2 separate regions of the Mus musculus genome follow, and region 2 is linked to region 1. A link is a loop called in an ENCODE intact Hi-C map of the cell type or tissue named here. Cell type or tissue: gastrocnemius. All regions are shown on one strand. Links, peaks and the distances in the headings refer to the core of each region. The heading gives the core; the rest is flanking DNA.

The links. A loop is a pair of places that touch in the nucleus more often than their neighbours do. Peaks named below come from ENCODE experiments on the same cell type or tissue, not always from the same donor. Only the 100,000 strongest peaks of a DNase experiment are listed, where the experiment ranks them.
Region 2: it touches region 1 in a loop (4-fold over the local background); 9 of 42 quality-filtered maps call a loop at or near these places.

The regions. Positions count from the first base shown.
Region 1 is chr11:67,754,031-67,761,477 of GRCm38, forward strand. It overlaps Glp2r (glucagon-like peptide 2 receptor), which reads right to left. Exons shown (of 13, transcript NM_175681.3): 4 at 3,461-3,582. Among named protein-coding and RNA genes, the nearest start is that of Glp2r, 13 kb to the right of the region's middle. In gastrocnemius, for the core only: a CTCF peak has its summit at 3,925 (motif pointing right); DNase peaks (open chromatin) are centred at 3,507 and 3,953; H3K27ac peaks cover 886 bases.
Region 2 is chr11:67,801,935-67,809,381 of GRCm38, forward strand. All of the region lies in intron 2 of Dhrs7c (dehydrogenase/reductase (SDR family) member 7C), which reads left to right. Among named protein-coding and RNA genes, the nearest start is that of Dhrs7c, 7.4 kb to the left of the region's middle. In gastrocnemius, for the core only: CTCF peaks have their summits at 3,812 (motif pointing right) and 6,338; no DNase peak of the experiment used is centred there; H3K27ac peaks cover 724 bases.

The DNA of each region.
Region 1 (7,447 bases), core at 1,577-6,576:
CTCCACCGAAGACCCATTGATTCAGAATTCATAGTCTTTGATTCAGCATGTGTTAAGTGACCACTATACATAAAGTCTATTTTGCATACCTATTTTGCATAGGCTAGGGCTTAAGAGTGGTGTCTAATAGGATGGTGACAGTTTGTTCTCAATCAATTTACAAATGTAAGATTGATGATAAGATAGACACTGTGGGCTTCATTCAAAGTATGCAGTTAGCATAGCTTTGGCATTTTAGCATAAACCAGGTAGACTTGAGATAAACCACATGTGTCACTTTGAGCCCTTTAAGAAATGGGACCTGTCACACAGTAAAATTGTATAGGGAACACAGAGTTCTGCCAACTCAAGCAGGAAATAAGGCTTTAAAGGGGGCTCCTAGATGCGGAGAGTCCATTGTAAGGCCCGTTGTGCCCAACAGGAACCAGCAGACTCAAGACAGCCAAACGCATGCCAGTTCCCCAGCTGTAAAGAAAGTGAGTCACAGCCAGAGTGAGAGATGCAGATTCTAGTGAGATGAAACCAAACAATTCATTAAGGACTCTCTTGTACCTGGGGGGGGGGGGGGGGACTCTGAGAGCTAGAACATGGAACGCAGTGACAAAAGTCAAATACATTGCCATGGTAGACTGGCATGGATGTCTCCATAGCACTCATACCCCACACACATCACACACACACACACACACACACACACACACACACACACACACAATTACTTCTTGGAAGGAATTTCAAATTCCAACTAAATAATGAAAAAAGTTAGCCACAACTGAATGGGTGGAGGAGAAGGGTGTTTTTCTGGCTCAAGTTAAGATGACAAAGGATTCAGTAGAGAAACAACTAGAAGCCAGGAGAAATCAAAAGGCAAGGCCTCTTCTCGTGCCCAATCTCACATCTCATAAGTCAAAGCCAGAAACCAGAGACTTTGGTACCCTTTGATCTGCACTTTCACATCAGCAGATCGTTTCCTTGACAACCTGCATCCCATCTTCCCTCTTCTCTTAAATACATCCTCTTGACACCAGAGGCAGTTGCTAAGATAGTTCCTGGCTCATCTCTCTCTTCCTCCCTCCAGCCTAGCCAGCCCTAGCCTTCTCCAATCTGCCACAGACGTCCTACCAATGCCTGTTCTGAGTTATGACCCTCTGTGCTTCAACCTACAATGCATAAATCTTTCAAGCAGTAAAGGTGGACTCTCCTCTCTAGGGGTCTACAGACCCATGTGTGTTTTCTTCCTCTCTACATTGAAACACTCCAAGTCACCTCTTAAAAGGAACCATGGAGGTGAACAGTGATGGCGTGGGATAGCCAGCCACAGGAGAGCAGTGGACGGCATCCCAGGCAAGGGCAATGCTGAATTTCCCATCTCTCCCCAGAAGTGGAAGCCTACCAGCTCTTTGACCCTGAGTTTATGTTCTTCCTTCTGCCAAGAACATTCTTGCTCTCTATCTCAGCTTGGGCAGCCTTCTGTGCCCCGAAAATACAGCAGTGCCCTCCTTGTGGCTCCTAGCATCTTATACTTTTGTTCCATCAGTTAGTCACGCTGCTTGTGTACCCCACATGACTCCAAACTCCCTAAAATCTGTATCTGTGTCTAAGGTGCTTCATTACTGAGTATGGCATGACTGAAAATGGAAAAAAAAAAAAAAGATATTCCCTGTGCATCAAATTCCCCTACACTTCCTCCTCTCTCCTATGCTTCCCTTTACACTTGACCTTGAACATGGGTAAGCAGACTTTTGGACAAGTAGGTGGCTTTAGGGAGACAATGAGAAAGTAGAGAAAATATGTTCCCAAAGGGTTGCAGAATCCAGTCTTGTATGTATTAGCAGTGAGGACACCGAGACATAGCTCCACACTGTCACCCCCATTAGCCTGGGGAGTTCCCCAAAGCTTCTAGGGACCAGTCTACCAGGATTCAGGGCTTTGATGATGAAAGGAATGTCAGGAATTGCCAGTACAGTGACACACAATTGGGGGTTTTATTATATATTTTAATATAGGTTTAAGCACAAGGGTTAACACAGAGGGGTGCTCAGAGGATGCCAAACCCAAGGGTGGGCACCAGCTCTCAAGAGAGAGCAAGCACTTAGTTGTCTGAACATTAGCTATATGCACCCTTTCAGTGACTCCCAAGCTGCATCTCAAAAGGTTGCTAAAGAAACCTTTTATCCTCCCCCTCTTTTATGAGAGGGGTCCAGAGACACCCTCCCTGGAATTATGGACTGATCAAATAAAATCAGAAGCTACTGGGGTTATAGAAGAAGTTTAGTACCTGCTCTTTCCCTCTATGTGGGGTTTCCAGTGAGAGTTTTAGAAAATTGCAGATTCATGCTTAGCAAAGAAGAAATGTTAATTGTGTTGGAATTCTGGTTCCTGCTGCTGCCAATGCATTCTACTAGATCATGTCCCCAAGAATCATCCACCCACACCCACCCCCACCCCTTTCTATCCTGCCTTGGAAAGAAAATTTGTGGAACTGGGCATACATAGAAAGAGGGGGGAGGGAGAGGGAGGGAGGGAGGGAGAGAGAGAGCGCTCTGTAGAAGTCAGGAGGCTGAAGCAGAAAGATCCCCAGTTTGAAGTCTACTAGACCCTGTCATGGAGACAAGATGGGAAGGGAGAGAGAGAGGAAGGGAAAGAAGAAGAAAATGTGTGGAGGAAGTCTGCAGGGTGAGTTGGTTTTACTCTGCTTTTGCTGAGCTGCTGGGATGAGTAACTGAGCAGTGTCTTCTCTGGATCCTGGTGATAGAACATAACTCCTAATTAGAGTCTGCTCACTACACGCCAAGACTTTCCTACAAAACGTACGTCTCTTGACTTCCCCAAGCTTCGTGATGATCCCATGCAGCAGATATGATCCCCTTGGGATGCGGAAGGAAGCACAGGCACCAAGAGTGAAATAACAAGTGCAAGTTCACAGCCAGTAGAGGAAGACTTTGGATACGTGACCAAGTCTGGCCCCAGAACCTTGTCTTCCTACATCCTTCAGTCTCACAAGTCTCCAGCTGCCACTGGATGTGCGTTTTGGAGACAGGGCTAGATAAGGAACAAGCATCCAGGAATATCAGATAGAGATAGAGAGGCAGGCGCAATAGGGGAATTGGATGAGGTAAGTGGTAGAAGTTGCCACTGGGCCACTTTGAACAAGTCTCACTTGCTAGGAGACAACTGAACTGAATCGGAATGTTAGGTTGTTTGGGGAAGTTGTTCCAGACATGGAACACAGCAGGTGCCAAGACTGAGATACCATATACGCTTTCTTGTTTCTTCTCACAGAGGACTCAATTTCCTGGCCACCAATGGGAGTTGCTGTTCTGGTGGTTGGGGACCTTTCCTAGTAGAATCTGGAGCAGAAGTGCTGGTGGAAGGTCTCGTGTCCCCCTAAAGCCAGCCATCCCCTGAGGTGCCCCAAGTTCCAGCCCTAGGTGCTTTATCAGAAAGCTGGTAGACTCACGTTTTGTTTGAAGCTGTGGTTCTCTGAGCATTCTGACTCATCCTGCCAAGTATCTGTGGAGTTCTCTTGCTTCTGCCAAGTCCCCTGAGCCAAGCAGTGTCTGTAGGCCCTTCCTGGGCTCTCTGAAAGTAAACAAGGCTCTAGAAGAAAGGTCAAAACACACAGCCAGTTCCCTGAGCACGCTGGAAGGTCCTCACCCTCAGCTAAAAAGCTGTGGAAAATCCCAGGGAAAGAGGGTTTCGTTTCTCCGTTTGGGAGCTCATTAGCATCCCTACTGTTTATTTGGGATGGGAAGAAACCACGAAACCTCTAGATGTTGTAACTAACCATGATCCTTTAATGTCTGTAGTGTTTACATGTGTCTCCAAAGTTAAACGTTCCCAGTGATTCAGAGATTAGCCCTGTAAGGTAGTCTACTGGGAGATGCTCATCTGGGCATGCTCAGTGAAGCACCTCTCGCTAATGGCCAAGAGGTGGCGCCATGAAGAAGAGAACACAAGGGGTGGCAAAGCACACTGACTCGATATGATAAACCAACTTCGGAGCTGGTGTCCTGGATCCAGCTTTACATTCTCTGAGTCTTAATGGATTTCGTCATCGGGAACTGGGTCCGTTAACTGCTGCCTGTCTTCTGTGATGTGAGAGAAGACTGAGTGAGAGTGTCCGTGTGTGCAGATGATGGGCCAGTCACTTAAATTGCAGGTTTAATTGGTCAGTACCTACAATACACATGAAGTACATCCACTTGCCCAACTGACATCTCAGACAATAGGCTCCAGGCAAACTCTGGCTTCTCCAAATCTGCCCCATCCTGACACACACACACACACACACACACACACACACACACACACACACACACAGAGAGAGAGCCTTAGAACTATTTCTGCTCTCTCGTTTTGCCTCTAGCCTGATCCACAAGCAAGCCATACTTAACTTCACATAGATCCTGGATCCGACCCTACTTTCTACCTTCCACCTCCTTCCTAGTTAGAACTCTTTTATCTTCCTTGGTTTATTGCTAACTTTGCTGATGGTATTTCCCTCACATCTATGGATAGCCCAGTTGTCATGTTTCTGCTTGAAATCTTTTAAGGGCTTTCTAAGGTTTAGTGAGAGTCCTTCTGTGGCCATGCACAAAGGTTGTAGAGAGTGGGTTCCCAGTCTCTGCGCTCACCTCATGTTGCTCCCGTTCCCCCTTCACTCCATCTGTGTTTACCATCTCCCCTTCTTGGAGGCATGCTACTCTCCAATAGCATGGCACAGCTTGTTCTGTGCTCTCTCCTGAACATGGCCCCCTCTTGGTTCAAATACCTAGTCTAGACTAAGTATCACTTTGCCATTGCATAGTCCTTCAGCTGCCCATTGCCCTGACTCTTATCCTCCCATTCCATCTCCAGTTTCATCATGTCTACAGTATATCACATCTATACATAACAGAGGCTGCCTATGACTCTTGTCTGTCCTCACTACAATGTGAGCCCTAGAAGGATTTTAATCTGGTTTGGTCAATAATGTTTTCCAGTGTTTGGCACCCAGTGGGTACTTATTAAATATTGATTCAATAAGAAAATGACAATAATAACGATGATGATGATGATGACACTTGGCATTTGGGCTGTCCATGCCACTCGCAATGCTCTGCTGAGTGCACAGCTCAAAGCTGAGCTAGGAGAGTGCACATGAAAGGTCATAAACTGTCATAAATGCTAAGAGAGGCCTCAGAAAGACAAGGCTCCATCAGCTTCAGGGGAGAAGCTGGAGGAATTTTCTAGAAGGATGGGAAATACAGATGGAGAATTTGTAGTAAGAAAATATTAAAAATCCCCACCCAGGGTTCTATCCAACTTTTGGCTGTTGAGTTCCCGGAATAAGGAAAAACTCACAGCCTTTATATTTACAAATGACTTAAGCAGCATAACAGTTGGGCAGCTGCCTACCCTTCATGCTGTTAGAATTTACTTCTTATCGATAATCTCAAGTTACTACTTATTATTTTTTATGTTTAATATGGGCTGCTCTTAACTCTAGTTGGGTAGCCCTCGGGGCCATGTTTTTATGTCTTAGCTAATTTATGGTGGCTTGTCTTTTTTTTTTCTTATACATTCCTCCAATATTCCATGGTGGCTTCATTCTCCTCCTTCTCTCCTTTTGGTCTTCTTTTTTCAAATCCATGAAACCTCAACCCCACCTATGTCTCTTCTGCCCAACTACTGGCTGTTGGCATCTTTATTTATCAATCACAATTAACTGAGGGCTGGGTTAGACTTATAGGCAGAGCCTTAAGGAGGAATCCTGCAGAGAAGAGTGAACTCAGGCCTAAGCTAGGAACAGTGCAGTCATCATGAGATGCAGCCATAATTAGAGGAAGACAGTGTATCCATCCATCCATTGTGGTAAGAGGACGATGTAGCCATGATCCCATGCTGAAAGAATGGGTTGGAGTCTGGTGGGAAAGAAAGAGATGCTCATGTCTCTCCTTTGGGCCATGAGGTTAACACCTCTTTTCACTTGCAAAATTGGTGTCTTTAACAGGTATATAGGAACCCAAACTTGAAAGTGCCCTCCAAAGAAAGGTGCGAAAGACCTTGTACTTCGCAAAGGGATGGGCCAAGAGGCAAACTACTCTGCTAGGGCTGGAGCAGGTGAGAAGTGCACATCCACCATCCCACAAGAGCCTTCAGATTTTTCAATAGTAGGCTATTTTTAAGGTATGATGTCTACCTTACTTTCTTTAGACCTGAGTTGAATACAAATTAACTCAACTGATGGACTGTAACAGAACAGAGATGATGGAAGGGAACCTGGAGCTGACTCACCTTCCTCCAAGAATGGATGGTTGACCTGCCTTAGGTAGATGAATGTATCTTCTGGATATTGTCTCTACAAGTTGTAAGTCACCACAGTCATGACGGTAAGAACATTGGACTCTTCCTGACACTACGAGCTAGGCCAACTCATAAATCAACAATTTTCATTTGATAATTTCTGTTTCCTCACTTCTTTTAGAATACAGGGAAGCTGAGGCAGTGGGGTAAGGACCTAAGTGTCTGCTAACAACAGCTAGATAGATGGATCTAGAGGAGCTGAGGAGCTACTCATTTTGTCTGAGGGGAAGAAGAGAAGGCAGGAAGGATGCCAGACTGGTCAGCAGGGCCAAGTTGCAGAAGGTCACAGATGCCAATCATGGTTCTTGACATGGGGAGCCAACACAGTGGCTGGGAGTTTAGAAAGCTCTATGGAGGTTGCTGCAGGGGATGAGGTCTGAGGCTGTGGCAATAAGGACACCAGGAAGCAGCCAGATAAGAAGAGGCTGATGGGCTAGCACTACCATGGCACCATGGGAAATGAAGAGGAAGAAAAGCCGGGTACCACCCAGATGACAATGAGTTAACACTGGGTCAGGTGAAACATAAGGCTGTGCTGATTGGGGGTCAGGGAATCGAAGGTGCCCACATTTGTTTTTAATAATCTATTTCCTGCTTTCTGTCCTTCAATTTCTGTTCCATCTGATCTATGTATTCTACCCCCAGTATTTTCTTTAACCTTTTCCTTCTTGTCCAACTTCTGACTCTGCCTGGATCTAAACCAATGCCACCATTTCTTTGTGGACCAATCTGGAAGCTCCCAGACTCTCCATCATAATCTCCCTGAATCTCTCCATTCAAGATCCCATACTGTAAATGATGGCTTCCCAAACCATCTTTCTCTGCCCCTTTCATGCCTTGACACCTTCTGTGCCTCTGTATCATTCTTCTCTACAGAGTGACAGTACAGAACAATTTTCTTCACAATCAGCACCCAGCCTCACTGGTCAGTTCTAGATCCCAGACAACCCATGTGTCCACCATCTGACTTCCTCTGTGTCACATAAACACACTCCTGTAATCGCATCTCAAAGAATTCATCTGCACCTCTTGATATTTAGGAGGCTCTTTTCCAAACCCTTCCATTGTCTCCGTGTTCTCATTGGATTTTAGAAATCCA
Region 2 (7,447 bases), core at 1,710-6,709, 48 kb after region 1:
CCCCCACAGCAGCCTTCCACAACAGGACCTCTGGAATCAGAAATCACTTCACACTCCTTGGCATCTTAGAACTGAGGAAATCCGTAAGGACGTGCCCAAGTTGTGTTTATTAGTTGAGAAAGGCACAGCCAGGGCTGAAATGCTTGACAGGAGGTAAATGTTGAGCTGAACTGATAACAAAACTAAAACTGGATGTGGTCACCAGTAACTATCGGGAGGAGGCAGGAGGATCAGGAACTCAAGGTCACCCTCGGCTACATAGAGGGCTTTTTTGAGACCAGCCTGGGCTACCTGAGATATTGTGTCCAACCAACCAACCAATCAATCAATCAATCAATCAATGGATAGAAATGTGGATACGCTGCCACAAAAGACCCAGCCGGTTGGATTTGGTTTCTTGTGACAGAGAGGACAAGGGAGAAGAGCTAAGTTCAGATCATCACCTAGGAGAAAGTGGAGACAAGGAATGAAGGTACTCTAGTGGCTTCCCCCATTTCTTCACTGCAAACCTCTGGCCCATGGGGTGCTGCCACACTCGTTGCTGGTGACGGTCGCCCTCAGCTATCCCTCTCATGAACACCCGAAGAAACACACCTAGAGATGTGCCTCAGTCTCCTAGATGATTCCAAATCTAGTCAAACTGACAAGAAGATTAACCATCGACCCCATGATCTCAGCACTCAGGAGACTAAAGCAGGAGGATCACTCAGTTGGGAGTCAACCTAGGCTAAGCAGCAAGACTCGGACAAAAACAAAATGAGAATAAAAATAAGAATTTCAAAGTGGGCCTGTTGACCTAGATCTGTAAGCCCAGCTACTCTGGAGGCTGATGCAGGAGGGCTGCAAGTTCAAGATCAGCCTGGACAAGTTGTGAGACCTTGTGGATATGTCCCACTATTAGAGAGTGGATGAGCCGAGAAGGGGCAGTGAGGCCCAGCCTGTTCCCCTCTCAGCAGTGCGGATTGGCCAAATGCAGCCTCGTGTGGAGAATGACATCCCCAGACCTGGACATCAGACTTCTTGAGTCACATCTTCATTCCTCCCACCCCACAGCAGAGATGGGAATGTGGGAAACTCTTCAAACCCTTTGAACCCCCTTGCGATGATGTGAAAAATGTAGCCATCATGGCTGCCTCACCCCCTCCAGCCAGTCACAGCCACAGCTGGGCCCTCTCCCTCCAAACCAGGTGACAAAAATTCCACAATTGTCAAGACCGTAATTATGAAAAATGAGTGAATTTTTAAGTAATAAAACATAAAACACACATACAACTGCTTCACTGAGAAGCATCCTGTGCGGATGTTTGGCTTCGTTTCCTCTCTGCTCCTTGGTGAGGTTGACCGCTCAGTCACTGCTGTGGAAGGGGACCAAGAGTACAGTGGAACAGTTCAGTCCTGTTCAATTCAGTCCAGAGGGGAAACTGAGGGAGGGGAGAAAAGGCCAGGCTGTCTTCAGACTTTCTGATTAGAGACGTTATACACAATCCTTCGGTTGTGGCAAGTCCCCAATAGGCCTGATTCATAACCAATATGCCCGTTTTCTTTGTTTTTTTTTTTCCATACCCCCATTCTCCTTGGCCTGAGCTTTCAATCATGTCTGACCTTTCTAGGGAAAAGCAAGCAGAAAGGGAGACATAGAACAGAACAAGAGACATGCTTACCTGAGGGACACATTATAAGATGGCTCTAGACTACATGAGCGGGGCACATGACTGGTGGTATAGTTCAGTGAGAATGTATTTGCTTAGCACATAGGTCTCGGGCTTCAACCCCAGCACTGGGGCAAGGTAGGCATCTGGGTGTTTTCTTTCTATTATGGCACCTTTATGTCCCTCAGAGGCTTCCGTTGAAGCCTCCAGCTGCACATCTGGAAAGTGGAGCATGTAGACTTCTCCCATGGTGTTACTTCCCTTGAGCCCTGCTTTGGTGGTTGGCAATACCATAGAGACCCTTCTGGTCTGGGTTCCCACAGGCAGTGAACTCTTAGCAAGCCACTCAAAGGACTTGTAGCTGCCTTTTCTCCTGGAGATGATGGGAGGAAGCCTATCCCAACCCTGGCCCGTGAGCAAAAGCTCGTACTGACCTCTCCTGAGAAACCCGCATCCCAAGCCCCCCTCTTCCTTCCCTCCTCCTCCTCCTCCCTCTTTACCTCATCCTTTTTAATCTATTGTGTCTTATTTTAGGACAAAAGGAATGACTTCATAAAGCAGTTATTTCCTTTGGAAACATGCATCTTGGACTAGCAACTAACTCTGAGATTTTATATCTATTTTATCTTAGTGCCTCTGAAATTACCAACTTAATGCCCTAGTAACAGTGTATACACGCAGTGCTCCCTTGCTTTAAAATCAAACATACATATTCAAATTGTAGCTTTGATTCAGCTACAATTTTAAAACAAGATTTATTTATGTGTATTCATGAGGGAGGGGTGTGCCTGCACGTGAGTACAGATATCCAAGGAGGCCAGAATAGGGTATCAGATTCCCCTAAGGCTGGAGGTTCAGGCACTTATAAGTGCCCCCAAAGTGGGTGCTTGGAACTGAAGCTCAAGTCCACTGTAAGAGCAGTAAGTACCACTGAGCCTCTCTCCAGCCCCTGACAAGCTGTTTCTAAAACTCTTATGTTTTAAACATACTTTAATATGAATTTCATACCAACAGATTCATTTTTGTGAAATCAGGTTTTTTTATTGGATATTTTATTTATTTACATTTCAAATGTTATCCCCTTTCTTGGTTTCCCCTCCACAAACTCCCTAACCCATCCTCCTCCCCCTGCTTTTATAAGGGTGCTCCCCCACCCACCCATGCACTTCCTCCTCACCCTCCCTAGCATTCCCCTACACTGAGGCATTGAGCCTTCACAGGACCAAGGGCCTCCCCTCCCATTGATGCCAGATAAGGCCATCCTCTACTATATATGCAGCTGGAGCCATGGGTCCCTCCATGTGTACTCTTTGGTTGGTGGTTTAGTCCCTGGGAGCTCAGGGGGGGAGGGTCTGTTTTAACGGCTTGTAACTTAACCAACCTCCTATTATATGGGACATTTGCAAATATTTCCAGGATCTTACTGTTGGCCATGGCACTGGGATAAGCAATCCTACAGCTGTGTCTACACAGACATTCTTAATGATTGCTTTAGGAGAAATATCCGTAAATAAAGTTGCTAAATCAAAGCCCTTCTCAGGATACAGTCAACATTTTCTCCCCCAAACCTTTAGCAATTCATGCAGATACTAGAGTGAATGTGAGCTAAGCCACTGCTCACACCTTGCTAAGACTAAGACCAGTTTTGTCCTTTGTCATCTGATGGATCAAACTTAGTGTGTGGCTTAAGTTGCATCTCTTTATCATGTCATGGGTATTGACTCTTAATCTTCTGTTCGTAAATTGCATTTTTTCCAGTTGGTCCTTCTTATTTGTAAAGTCTTTTGCATATTGAATAAATTAGCTCTTTGCTGACATATAAATTATAAGTACTTTTTATGTCTTTTATGTAAAAAAAAAGAATTAAAAATCAATAAATTAGTTCTGATACAATTTGTTTCTTTGGGACATGGTCTAAAGATCTCCCCCAATAAGAGACCAGATTCACCTCTCTAGCTCTTTTGTGGTTCCCTTTTTACATCTATCAACTTAGTATATTATAAAATAATGCAACTAGCTTTTTCCCTCCCAAGTAGGCATTCAAATACTATTTTTTAAAGATTCATTTTATTTTAGTTATGTGTATGTGGGGGGTGGGGGGGGGGGTATGTGCAAGTGAGTGCAATGCCTGTGGAGGCCAGCAGAGGGCATGAGATCCTCTGGAGCTAGACTTAGAGGTGAGCTGGCTGACACAGGTATTGAGAACTCAGGTCCTCTGCAAGAGTGGTGTCTTCTTCTAACTAAGCCATCTCACCAACCGAGCCCTGCTCTCAAATATTTTTTAAGTAACATATTCTTTTCTCACCTATTTAATAAATGAACTTGATCATACAGGAAGTGAATTCTCATCATTTTTATCGATAGTTCTTACTTATGCTGGAACTATTAACATTTTGCTTTAGCTTTGGCAGTTTTATATTTTATTTTAGTAACTGACATTTTTCAAGATAGTTGTCTTAGATAGGGCTTTTATTGTTATGAAGAGACACCACGACCAAGGCAACTCTTATAAAGGCAGACATTTAATTGGGGCTGGCTTACAGTTTCAGAGGTTCAGTTCATTATCATCATAGCAGGAAGCATGCAGCATGCAGGCCAACATGGTACTGGACAAGGAGATGAGAGTTCTGCATCTTGATTCAAAGGCAACCAGGAGAGACTGGCTTCCAGGGAGCTAGGAGGAGGTCTCAAAATGCATCCCCACAGTGACACACTTCCTCCAAATAGGCCACACCTCCTAATAGTGCCACTTCAGATCCCCATAATAGTCTTCACTTTTCTTCACATTTCTGATTAAAGTGTGTGAGTCATTCCGCATAGACTTTAGAATCACTCTGTCACTTTCTAAGACCTACTGGGGTCTTCGCTTCCTGCATCAAATTGACACAGAGAATAAGTAATATCTTTTAAATGTTCTGTCACTAACATTCATCCCAGATGTCTCCTTTTCTCTTCTATTTTTATCCTTAATTTTTAATGCTGTATATGGGGAGGTGCACACATGAGTGTAGGTGTCCCGGGCAGTCTGGAGGAGGGAGTCAGATCCCCCGTGGCTGGAATTTCAGGTGGTGGAAAGCCGCCTGACATGGGTGATGGAAATCACACTTGGGTTCAAACACAGGTCCTTTGCAAGAGCAGTTATGTGCCCTTGACTACTGAGCCATCTCTTCAGCCCCAACTTCCTTTCTTAATAAAACACCTAAACTGAGAGGAAACCATCTCTCCCTGAAGACCTGACAATTCTTGGTGACATTGGTATGCAGTAGGCTCTTGGTTCAGATTTCCCTCAGTGAGGAGCTACTGTTTCCTCCTTCCCACTCCCTCGGTTATTCTCAGAGCACCTGTCTTAAGCTCATTTTTTTTTTGCAGTGCTGGGATCAACCTCTGGTCTTCCCACATAGTAACTAGGCAAGTGCTCTGCCACTGAGCCACCCTCCTGGCCAGTGCACCTGTTTTTGTTCCCATTGAGATCCAAGGACAGTGCAATCTCCCTTTCTTCCCCAGCAACCCTTTGACCTTTGTGCCTGCTTGTCCTTGCATCATCCGGCATCCCGGTTCTCTCCAGTATCACAAAGCCCCTGTTCATGATGCCCACGTAGAAAACCCCAGGATCTGTCCTGTCCAGCTGACCTCCTCCTCTCTGCCTGAATCAAACTTCTAAGTCTACAGGAGCAAATTCCCACAAGGTCACACAAGGTCACTGAGAGCTGCTGTGCTTAAGGTAGAAGAGCTCAAAAGAAGTTAATAAAGTGATTTGCGATGATATTCTGCTGTACTCGTAGACCAGTGCCTGGCCCAGTTGTCAGCAGAGAGGCGTCACCCAGCAACTGATGGGAGCAGATGCAGACACCCGCAGCCAAACACTAGGCAGCTCCCGGGAACCCTGCAAAAGAAGAGGGGGAAGGATTGTAAGAGCCAGAGGGGTGAAGGACACCGTGAGAACGTGGCCCACAGAGTCAACTAAACAGTGCACATAGGGTTCACAGAGACTGAAGCAATAAACACAGTCCTTGAATGGGTCTTGACTAGGTCTTCTGCATATACCTGATGGTTGTATAACTTGGTGTTGTTGTGGGACTCTTAACAGTGGGAGTGGGAGTGGAGGGTGTCTCTGACTCATTTGCCAGCACCTGGGACCCTTCTCCTCCTACTTGGTTGCCTCCTTTCAGCCTTGATATGAAGGGTGTGCCTGGTCTTACTGCAACTTGTTGAGCCATGTTTGACTGATATTCCCGGGAAGCCTGTTCTTTTCTTTTCTTTTCTTTTTTTTTCTTTTTTTTTTCTTTTTTTTTAAAGGTAATTGGAGAAGTGGATATGGGAGAAAGAGGAGGTAGGAGGAGAGACTGAAAGGAGTGGAGGGAGGGGAAACTGTTGGCAGGATGTAATATATAAGAGAATAATTTAAATAACAATACACAGCCTCTGGTGAACACCCATTTTACTGGGCTGTCCTTTTAAGTGTCTGCAATCAACTGAGGTCCACAACTTCCTGGTACAAAGTGAGACAAAACTAGATATTACGCTCGAGTGAGTGCTTTCAGAGCCTCTGTCAGAGATAGTGCTTGGTGCACTCCTCTATGTTCATCCATCCTTCCGGTACTGTGAATGTTGGCTGCTAAGTCTCTGAGACTTATCCTGTGCCAGTGAATGCCACCTTATGGAGAAGTGCTGCCATCTAGGCACTTCCCTGAGCGGACAATGCATGCAGCTGATGGCTGATGGTGTGCAAAGGCTGCTCCTCTCACACAGGTGAGAAAGCTCTGCCATGGTTTGGACTCCATTCCAGCCACTGCTTTAGAAGACCCAGCCTAGGCAAGACCCTCCCCTGGATGACCAGAATAAGGATTAGCGGAGCAAATGCATAGATGTCTCTCTCAATCATCCCTAGAACAAATAAACTGTCTGAACATAGGAGGTTTTACTGCTGTAAAGTATCAAGCTATTTTTACATGTGAATGTCCTGTATCTACCCGGTGTTGCCCTAGAGACAGCTCAGGAGATAAAGGTGCTTGCCACCAAGTCTGGTGACTTAAGTTCAGTCCCTGAGATCTGTGTGGTGGAAGGAGATAACAGACTCCCTCGAGTTGTCCTCTGACCTCCACATATGTACCTTGGCATGCACATGACAATGCATACAAACTTGTATACAAAATAAATGAAAATAAATGTTTTTAAAAATTAAGGAAAGGCCTATATCAAATTAATCAAGAATTAGTTCAGAGTGGAGCATAAAACAACATCACCTATTTTTTTCTTTTTGTTTATTTTTGCAATTGTAACTTCATTACATTTCTCCCTCTCCTCATTCCAAACTCTCCCATATGTCCCTCCCACTCTCTTTTGAATTCATGGTCTCTTCTTTCATTAACTGTTATTGTAAACATATGTGTATTTTGTATATTCATGAATATGAATATAAATATAAACCTTTTGAGACTGGAGAGATGGCTTGGCAGTTAAGAGAACTGACTACTCTTCCAGAGGTCCTGAGTTCAATTCCCAGCAACATGGTGGCTCACAACCATCTGTAATGGGATCCGATGCCTTCTTCTCATGTGTCTGAAGACAGCTCTGGTGTAGTTATTTTATATATATAGGAAAGTCACCTGAGGAAAGTCACCTGTCCTGCTCCTAGCTTGACTTAGTTGCCTGCAGTTCTTCGTGTAGAAGGGTCTTGTAAGCAAAGACCCTTGACTAGAGTCTCTATCCACAGAGGAATATGGAGGTCTGGGTGGTACTTGGTCTGAACTAACATGGTAGCTCTTACCAATACCTATAGGTTGAGGTGTTCCTAAGAC